2 separate regions of the Homo sapiens genome follow, and region 2 is linked to region 1. A link is a loop called in an ENCODE intact Hi-C map of the cell type or tissue named here. Cell type or tissue: endothelial cell of umbilical vein. All regions are shown on one strand. Each heading gives the region's core, and the rest is flanking DNA. Links, peaks and the distances in the headings are about the cores only. Region 1 overlaps NDFIP2 (Nedd4 family interacting protein 2). Region 2 overlaps LOC105370273 (a long non-coding RNA gene).

Region 1 (5,391 bases), core at 176-5,175:
CTTTGCAGTGTACAGCTCTGTGGCTGCTTGAGGGACTGGCATCGAATGCCGGCAGCTTTTCCAGAAAAAAGGCCACCAATGCCTCTACCTGGAAGACATGTAGAAACATGATAGACTTGGGGAGAATTGTCTCCTAACATAGTCTGCTGTTGATGGGCATTTAGATTGTATCTAATCTTTTGCTCTTATTAACATTGCTGGAATGAATTATCTTTAATACATCATTTTTATAAGAGGGAATATGTGTGTGTGTGTATACATATATATATATGTGCAGTGTATTTTAAGAACTGGAATTGCTGGATCATAGGGTATGCACATTTTTATTTTTGATAATTATTGCAAAATTGCCAACAATATAAGTTGTACCAATTTATACTCCACCACTGGTTATGAAAGTTCTTATTTCCCAGTCATTACTAATGGAGCACTGTCACATGTATCTTCTTGATACCATTTTTATGAGTTTGATGTTATTCATCTTTTATCTTTTTTGTGTTTATCTTTAAAGTTACTCTTTTCAAATGTGACTGTGAAAAAATATTAGTTGCTAATGCTTATTGATTACTCTGTGCCAGACATTGTACTCATTATTGCATTTGTCTATACAACAAATTGAGAACATTAGATGTTGCTGAAGTTCTTATGCTTACATTTAAGATGATAAAGTTGTAATTTTTAGTGAGCTATTCCAATGTTACATATTTACAGATTCAGGAGGAAGAGTGTCCACCAAGAGATGACTTCAGTGATGCAGACCAGCTCAGAGTGGGGAATGATGGCATTTTCATGCTGGCATTTTTCAGTAAGTAATCTTCCTAAACTATTTTGGGTTGTTTTTATGAATTGGCTGTATGTGTATTAAAGTAACATAGTGAAGAGAAGCAAATATTGTTAGCATATGTCTACCTTTCTTAAAATGTAAATTGTTCCTGATATTGGACTAATGAATACTGTGATCATATGTTTAAATACAAATCCTAGAATTTATCAAACTCTTGTTGGATAAATTTATGCGTTGCAGCCATTATGAAGATGCTGACATGTAAAAGTACATAAGCATATTTAAGCTATTTCAGATTTTTAAAGAGAAATACTGCTATATTGGTGCCCATTCAGCTCTGTAGGAGCGTATAGAATGAAACTATAAATTGCACTATTGGGGCAGAGGATTTCCATTTGAGTGTCCTTAAGCTAGAAGAAGGATTGGAAAAACAGATATTCTGGGCAACTGGAACAGTGTCACTTGGGACAGACAGTTATGAAAGTATAAGTCTTATTTGGGGGAATGTTAAGTAGTTAGAAGATCAGAAACAGTAACATTTTAACATCTTGCAGAATTCTTAGTATTTGACTTATAAAGTAAATTTAATCTTCTTGAGGGAAGACTGTGTCAAAGTCTTCATTATTTCAATTCATAATACAGGGATTGACATAGTAAACTCATTAAATAATAAGATGCCCAATCAACTGTTTAAATTACTAAAGCCAGTGGTAGAAACCCAATATTCATTTAAGTAAGTTTATTAGTCTATGATATAGTTAATTTCTGCCCTCAATCTGGTTAAATGATCAAGCTTTCATTCTTGGATAGAATGCTGATTTAATTCAATTTAGTTAAAAGCTTTATTATGATCATAAAACCGAGAAATAATTTACTTATTTAAAGTGCCACATTCAGCTTTAAAAAGTAGAAAATACAGCCTTCGTGAGTTGTCACTTTTGAGTCTGAAAGTCCATGTAAACCCTGTCCTCCAAGTTTGAAATGGTTTCTTGCTTCCCTTCTATTTTCATCTGCTGAAGAAAAGACGGGGAGGGGAATGAGCAAGGAGGGCAGACAGCTCCTCAAATTTACTAATTGTAATGTTCACGTTGTCAACCAGCTAATGTATATGCAAGATTTAAATCTTAAATTGGTTTTAGTTACAATTTCTAGTTATATAATGTTAGGTATAATAAAAAGGAAATAAACTGTGGTTACAAATGAGTGCTGTTTTGTAATATTAGTCCTGTGAACCTTGGTTTTTATCTTAATTTTGGTTTAACTGGTAATCCTATATATTAATAACATTTTAATAACAAACTTCTCACAGTTTGTTTACAAAAAAGAGTAGCTTAAACATTCATTACTTTCATTGTTATTATACCTTTTAAGAAACCTTAATTAGAAAGGAAAGGATCTAAATATATTGTATTATTTTTAGTATAAATACCTGGTTCTGGGGAATAAAAACATGTTATTTGACACCTTCTAATTATGCAACTCAGAAGTCTTATTTCTCCGTTTATTTCACTTACCACCAGTATCTTCTTTTTAATTTTAATTTTTTAGATTTGAAGCCCTTTCACTGATGTGTTATAAATGCATGGTAACTTAGACACACTGGATGACTTTATTCTTAGCCAGTGGTAGTATATTAGTTAATATAATGTAAATGTATATATTTATATTTAATAGATTTAATATATATTTTACTAAATTTTTACTAAATTGTTTCCACAACTTATATATTTAATGCTTCCTGTTTTACAAATATTGTACCAACATTATAACAGTAAATTTATATTTTTACCTGTATTTCCTGATTTTTTTTTCTGGCAGGCTATAGGCCTAGAGTTTATTTGCTTGATAAGCATAGATTTGTTTGTCATCACTACCATCTAGTGGCTGTTTTTCAAATTGCAACTTGCTATATTTTCCGTGTTTCTTAAATATCTAATAGCTACTGTGGGTAAAAAGGTCCAGAAATAGATTTTATTTTTAGTGTGGTTTAATTATAACTTAAGCATTTCAGGTTATATAACTTGCACAAGTAAAATTACAGTGAATATCAATAAGACTATTTCAATTAAAACCTTTTGGTGGCTTAATTCTTTCCTTCTTTATTTTCAGTGTTTTACCTCACATAACCTAAAAAAAGTTTACACTTAAATTTGGTAAGATAATTGCATATTCTTGTTCAGAAAATGTAAAAGAAGAAATGTTTGTAATAATGCTTTTGCTTCTCAAAATCCTTTTAAAGTGTTACCATAAAATGCCTCAGATACATGCCTAATGTGCATATCTCTGATCTTATTTTTAAGAAATTTTCTAAGAGAATGGAACAGAATTTGGTTATTTGCCAAATACTAGAAATGAAAAGTTTATGGATAATTGACAGTCTATGGAAATGACCTTAAATTTTAGTACTTCAAAATGTAATGGGCTCTTATTTGATCCTGTTTAGAAAACTTTTCTTCTGAGGTTTAGCCATTTGTACCGTGTGTGAATCTTCACATCAGCATGCCATGATAATAAGTAATCACCTGCATTATTATCATTTTAGACTTGAGGGAAACAGAAAGAGAAGGTATTTGTAACCTTAAAATAATTAGAAGGGTGTTTTGAAATGTGAATTCTGATTTGTAAGAAATTGCCAAACTGTCTTCCAAAGTGGCTGTACTATTTTGCATTCCCACCAGCAATGAATGAGAGTTCCTGTTGCTCTGTGTCCTTGCCCGTATTTGGTGTTGATGGTTTTTTTGTGTTGTTCTGTTTTTTGTTTTTTTTTTCAGACATTCTAATAGTTTGGTGATGGTATCTTATTGTGGTTTAATTTTTATTTCCCTAACAATTGATGTTAAGCATCTTTATTCAGTTTATTCTTTTGAGCACCTACCATATACAAGTCAAAAAGTTACAGTTTTTAAAGGGGTTATCTGGACACTACACATCTTGACACATCTTGGAAAACAAAACATTGATGTCTTATTCTGTCCACAAAAAGCTGTTTTTTATATAGCTTTTACATGACATTACATAGCATAAGTAAATTCAGAAAAGGAACATCTAAGAATTGTAATTACAGCTGAGGAAACCCATAAAGTATTTGTCAAGTATTCAATTTTATTGTTTTGTTTACCTTTTTTTTCCTTTTTTTTTTTGAGCCGGAGTCTTGCTCTGTTGCCCACATTCCAGTGCAGTGGCGTGATCTTGGCCCACTGCAACCTCTACCTCCCAGGTTCAAGCAATTCTCCTGCCTCAGCTTCCCAAGTAGCTGGGATTACAGGTGCCCACCACCACACCCGGCTAATTTTTATATTTTTAGTAGAGACAGGGTTTCACCATGTTGGCCAGGCTGGTCTCGAACTCCTGACCTCAGCTGATCCCCCTGCCTTGGCCTCCCAAAGTGCTGGGATTACAGGCATGAGCCACTGTGCCTGGCCTGCTTTACCTTTTTTAAAAAGCCAATTTTGTTGGCTGATTGCTTAGGCTGGACTTCTTGGGTGGAACCACATGTGAGATACATTGTGATCTGGTTTTAAGCTAGTTTATAACTGCAGTTACAACCATTAATGATAAGCTTTCAGGAATGGATTCCTGTTGGCCAAACTGACAAGAAACCAAGCTTACCCATTTGTTGATATACAGTATAGCAAATAAGCCATTTGCAAAAAGTAGGCTATAGTCTATAAAGAAGGCTTAATTGGCAGAGTTAAAAGAAAGGGAGCTGCTGTTTCCATTGAGCCATGAAATATTATTAATATGTCTATGTTAATTTGTTTCCAAATTGTGGTTTATAAAAGAACGGTTTCTGTTGCTTTTAGTGGCATTTATTTTCAACTGGCTTGGATTTTGTTTATCCTTCTGTATCACCAATACCATAGCTGGAAGGTATGGTGCTATCTGCGGATTTGGCCTTTCCTTGATCAAATGGATCCTTATTGTCAGGGTGAGTGTCTTGATAGCCTGTATCTCTTTTATCTCTAAAATGAGATGTATGAAATTTTCTGTGTGGTTCATAAATGGTCACTTTATTTTCATGAATTCAGTTATTTCAAGGCTTATTCTTAAATCCTATACTTAATCATTATAGTGAGCTCTGTGGTATGAACACTTTATAACTTTATCATATGAGAAGTTGTTAATATAGTGGAAAGAACTTTGAAATAATAAAAATTTAAGTTTGAATCTCATCTTTTTTATATGTCTTAACTTTATTTAATTGTTCTGAGCATTAGTTTCTTTATAATAGGCTGATAATAGCTGCCTTGTAGGATTTTTATGAGGTATGGAAATAATGTAATTAAAGTACCTTATCCAGTTACTGCACAAATATATGTGCTCAGTAAATCATGGCTACTATTATTGTGATATAGTGCAGGTATGCCTAAATTAAGTTAAAACATAAAAATTTCTCGTTTAGTCACATTATCATGACCTTAAATATCTTCTCACTGTTTTCTTTTGAAAACATTGAGAGCTCAAAAGTGAAGGCCTGTGAAGTGGTTATCAGAACTCTTTTTTTCCCTCATGCTTCTTCTAACCTTCCTTATTTTCCTGTTGTTCCCTGAAGTCACCCCCTGCCTTCTTATAATTTACAAGATAGTGCGTAGGGAGACAAGTTCCCC
Region 2 (5,391 bases), core at 147-5,146, 560 kb before region 1:
ATTAAATTGTAAAGATGTGCCATCCTTATCATATTGATTTACCCATAAGGAAAGAAAAATAATGGCTAAGTTTTGTGAGGGCTTGCCATATGCCATGTGCCAATACCAGGTATTTTCACCACCAAACTCATATTATCTCCACAACAGTTTTCAGAAGAAAGTACACATTTACAAATGAGGGCACTCAAGCACAGTGAGGAAAGCAATCCTTCAAAAACATCACTGGCCTAACTAATTGCGTGTTTGTTTTTCTTTGGTACACATTATCACAGCCTACTCTCTACCTCTTTCCCACTTTCTCATCCTCACATTTTTTTCTATTTTTCCATTCCTTTCCAAATTCTCCTTTTTTTATGAGACAGTCTCACTCTGTCACCCAGGTGGGAGTGCAGTGGTGCGATCTCAGTTCACTGCAACCTCTGGCTTCAGGGTTCAAGCGATTCTCCTGCCTCAGCCTCCTGAATAGCTGGGATTACAGGCACATGCCACCACACTCAGCTAACTTTTGTATTTTTTAGAAGCGATGGGATTTCACCATGTTGGCCAGGCTGGTCTTGAACTCCTGACCTCAAGTGATCCTGCCACCTTGGCCTCCCAAAGTGCTGGGATTACAGGTGTGAGCTGCCGCACCTGGCCCCAAATTCTCCTTTCTGTATCTACTTTGTCTTCCTCATTTTTCACGTACATAATTGATTATATTATACTACTAAGAAGTTTAAATTTAATTGATTTGAATTATTATACTTTATTAAGGAAACAGCATAAGGGCTCTCCTGACTTTTGTTGCAAGCCAGCCTTCTTTATCACACCCTCAACAACATCTCCACAAAAAGAAATCTACAACTTCTGATGTAGACTCTGGAGCTAAATAGAAAATCAGAATCTATAAGACACAGGGAAGAGAGAAGAGGGAGCAGAAGGAAAGTTTCAAGATTTATTTCTACCACCTACGTTTAATTTCATGGAACCTGAGAGCTTATTTGTTCGCTTTAACATTATTTAGCACCTACTGTATACTGGCATGAGAATCCTGAGGCTTTATCGTTTATCTGTTAGACCTACTATGGTGTTATTCAGTTGGAGAGGAGGAAAACCTCCTGGTTCCTAAAGCACCCAGGCTATGTCAGGGAGGAGTGGAGCACTGTCTCCACTTGGCCCCTATAGAAGTAAATCTTCACTTCACCACTTATCCTTGAGCAGAAGAGGACTGTAGTTGATGATTCACATGAGAGGATGACAATTCAATCTCAATTAGCGTAGATTCTTGAAACATTTCCAGGTTGAAGTAGCTATTCTCAGCCCTCCATAGGCTGGACTGTCCTCCCCAGAGGACTTCTTAGAATTCAATTCTGGCCCATGAGACCAACACCAGATCTAAGCCTAGCTGGGCGTACCTGAAGCCTCAGCATGCCCCAATGTAACATGCAGGCGTTTGGCCATATGGTGTCCCCTGAGCTTGCCGTTCTCTGATTTATGCCAGAATGGGCATATGCTGGGATATTTCAGGACCCTGAGGGGAGAGTCAAAATGTCACACAGCCAGTATGAGGTTAAGCTTCCATTTCTGTGGTTTATGGCTTAAGTAGAAATGGAACCGGAGGGGACAAAAAAATGCCATTATTGATTCTAAAGCCTAGAAGGTTGAGGTTAGGGCATATAAGATAAAACGTTTAGGTTCTCTGAGGTGTGACCTATTTATACCTGTAAAATAGCCTTCAAAAATGTCCAACAAGGAAAAAGATGTATATTTGTATATATTACCCACTTGGCTTCACTTAAGCCTACTTTCTTCATATTCTGTAAAGAGAAATATCTAGAATCTGGTTTTTAAGTGGTGCCTTTTTTTTTAAGGGGGACTTAGTAGGGAAGGGTGCTCATAGGAATGAGTCATCGCTTCAGGATTTATGCTTATTAAAAAGTAAATATAGACTTTTCTCTGTGTTGCTATTTGAACTCCCCATGACTAAGTGATGGTTTAGTTCAACCAATGTTAGATGCCGCCTATACGTAGGGGCTAAGTATGCTTCCCAGTTGGAGAGGGTTGCCCTCCCAATAAGCATTCTGACAGGCATATTGGACTAAGGACAGAGGACATCATGTGGGGGCAGGAAGGCTGCCAGATGGCAGAGGCAGAAGGAGAGAATGCATAGAAGGCCAAGTGAAAGGAACAATTTACAGGGAACTCCCCCATTTGTGGAGAGGTGTGAGCATGGAAGCATGGAGGGATAATGTGGAAGGGAGCTGTCCCAAATATTGGAAAACAGGAGGTCCATTTTCAATCTAGACCTTCCACCTAAATGAACAAGAAATAATAAATACAAGAATTCACATCAGGGAAATTGGTTTTATTCACAATTGAAGGGTAACTAATTTTAAAGAGTTTACTTGGTGGCCATGAGAAGTGTACGTTTTGGGTATAAAAATGATGCCAATTGCCAGCACTCACAGGTTGTGATGAAATGTTGCCAACTTTTTTACACACTGTTCATTTTTACCATTAAGGCCTCTCATGAATCTTAATAAATCCAGTTTCATAAAATACAAAGGCATGCTCTCTTTTCTCTTAAAGAAAGAAAAATACTAGTGAATTCATGGCCTTTTCTTTATAATGGAACCTGCAATATAAATCTAATGTTTAACGCATCAGAAATTTATAATTTCCTTTTGAATTATATGAATGCACACCACTCAATACTAGTAATTCATTTTGTTAGTTTTGATCAAAGAGTTAATTACTATTTGAATGAAACTCTACTAATGAATGAATATAAAATTAAGATCTTCTCATGATGGCAATCGGTTACAAATAAGACATAAGAAAGATGCAAATCATGAGGCTCCATTTAGGTTTCATGAACCAAGTGCTTCTAACAGGAAGATAAATACAGAGCAATATTCAAGTCCTCTGAAGCTTAAACCAAAACAATATTAATTGTATAGGTGGGGAGGGGAGAGGGGATAAAAAGAAAATGGAAACAAGCAAAGAGTTCTCAGTTTTCAGGCATAGGAAGAGGTTTGTTTATATGTAGTTGAGGACAGACACAAATGCATAAATGAATGTATATAGTGCAATCAGCAGTTATCACAAATCTGCTTGGATTCAACAGTAGAGCTGACAGAACTTGGTCAATGTTAAGACTGTGCCACCTTCTGGTTGTCATGTGTATGACAGGTGTTCATATTGTTTACAGACTAGCATTTCTGTATTATGCAAAACTTATATTGAAGGGAAACAGCAGATCCATTCCTGGTGCTGTTCACTTTCTCCCCTGGGGACTGTATTGGAATGAGAACACGATCCATAAATGTACTCCAGTGACTGCTTTGCTTGAAAATCTGAGTTTGCTTTTTAAGCTTGATCAACTGTAATGGTATATGATAGTCCAGACACAAGCTCAGACAGCACTGCAGTTGTGAAAGCAGGAGATTTGGTTGCTTGTCTTTTCCCTGGTTGCCACTTTCTGAATTTCTTAGAGCCAGAGAAATGGAGCTCCAGCAACCGAAACAAGGCCTCTGTCAATCAAATAAATCAGATGGGGGAATATACTGTTGTGTCTGCAAAGCTGCAAAATAATAAATACACGTGTAGCCTAATTTCTGTGCAACTGTTAACATGCAATTGGGGCCAAAAGATGATTTGAGGGATTATGTTATGCTTAAATTCCTCCACAGTCTCAGTCGGATCAATTATGGGATCACGGCTTTTGGAGTCCTGGCTGGATGCTAACATACCTTTGCCACCAAGCTGAGCATCCTAGCTGAAGGACTTCTAGAGGATCCATGGCCACTCATTTCATAAATGTATCTGCTGTAATTTGTATTTGAAACACTGGAGTTTGAAAAGGTAGTCCCAAAGGAAAGGTATTGTTTTTTTCATGTGCATTGCTTAGGGGTTTGTGTCTTAAAATTAGCCCTGGAAACCTTAAAATCCTATAATATTTTAAATGTGTCTAAAGAGGCAAGTAGATTTACAGAGACAGAGTAATCTTAATTGAGTAATTGTTCTTTACACTTTATCATTGTAGCCTGCTAAGTTTCTTGGGTAGGGTAGGTGGCCCTCTCCCACACTACCTTCTCCCTCTTCCCCTATTCCATCTGACGCCCACACTGCCCACCCTCTGCACCCACACATACACTCTCAGCCCTGAAAACAAACAGAAAACCAAGAATACTTTTACCCACAGAAAGAAGTGGTACTTTACCGTAATGACCGAGATGATTTCTTCGACTTTCTATTTCACCTTGCCTATGATGATCGAAACAAACTTTTTGCAAATTCAGGCTTTTCTGAATCTGCAAATAAAGTGATCGAGAATGAAATAATCGGAAAAAAATCAAAATGCAGGTTTGCTTTAAAACACAAAATTCAGCTGCTGTTACTGTCCTACATTATCACCCTAAATTGATATTGGGATTGGCTTTATGTAAAATTTGATTATGAAGAATAAAGTCTTCAAAGACAAGTTTTTTAAGAGTATCCTAATTTGTGATTACTTATCCTTCTTCATTGAAGGGTATACATGGCTGCTTTGCAGTGTTTACAAAACTAAAAGAACAACAAGATCAAAGTGTGAGGTTGGTAGGGATGTGAATATAAGATGCAAAGAAAACCACTTGAAAATTGATTAAATATCAGTGAAATTTGTCCAGGCATGGTGGTTCACACCTGAATCCCAGCACTTTGGGAGGCCAAGGCAGGTGGATCACCTGAAGACAGGAGTTTGAGACCAGCCTGGCCAATGCAGTGAAACCCCGTCTCTACTAAAAATACAAAAATTATCTGGGCATGGTGGCAGGCGCCTGTAATCCCAGCTACTTGGGAGGCTGAGACAGGAGAATTGCTTGAACCCAGGAGGCAGAGACTGCAGTGAGCCGAGATCTTGCCACTGCACTCCAGCCTGGGTGACACAGTGAGACTCTGTCTCAAAATAAAATGAAATAAATGAAATTTAGGAGCCAGCTTGAGGGGCCCCCACCAGACAAGTCTGGGACCATTTAGAATCAAAATAAATAATGACAGTAAAAGTTTGTACCCACTGGATAGGGTAAAACTCCATGAGTTCATGTTAATATAAACATATAAACAAACATATGAATGAGAAGGAAGTTTTCTAACAATAGGAAGGCAACATTTGTAATAAATGTTAAAGAAATTATGAAATTAGAAAAACCACCATTTGGCAGCCCTAATAATAATAATTGACTCAGGAAAGTATCATTAATGGACTACAACCAGTGGATAAATTTTGAGAAGAATTATTGATATAATATCATAGTTTCTCTCCACTTTTAAAGACTTGAAAGTAGAGGATCGTGGTAAATCTCCCTTTAACCAAGTGCTCAAAGTTAACATCACCAACAAATGCACAAATCTAGTTTGTGCTTCCTGAGA

Evidence for each region. A loop is a pair of places that touch in the nucleus more often than their neighbours do. Peaks named below come from ENCODE experiments on the same cell type or tissue, not always from the same donor. Only the 100,000 strongest peaks of a DNase experiment are listed, where the experiment ranks them.
Region 2: a loop joins it to region 1, with 4 times the contacts of the local background. A loop is called at or near these places in 8 of 110 quality-filtered maps.

The regions. Positions count from the first base shown.
Region 1 is chr13:79,538,971-79,544,361 of GRCh38, forward strand. NDFIP2 (Nedd4 family interacting protein 2) reads left to right here. Exons shown (of 8, transcript NM_019080.3): 4 at 712-805; 5 at 4,588-4,712. Among named protein-coding and RNA genes, the nearest start is that of LINC01068, 25 kb to the right of the region's middle. In endothelial cell of umbilical vein, for the core only: a CTCF peak has its summit at 2,675 (motif pointing left); a DNase peak (open chromatin) is centred at 2,701.
Region 2 is chr13:78,975,444-78,980,834 of GRCh38, forward strand. LOC105370273 (a long non-coding RNA gene) reads right to left here. Exons shown (of 5, transcript XR_942108.4): 2 at 4,202-4,292. Among named protein-coding and RNA genes, the nearest start is that of LINC00331, 140 kb to the left of the region's middle. In endothelial cell of umbilical vein, for the core only: a CTCF peak has its summit at 3,174 (motif pointing left); a DNase peak (open chromatin) is centred at 3,158.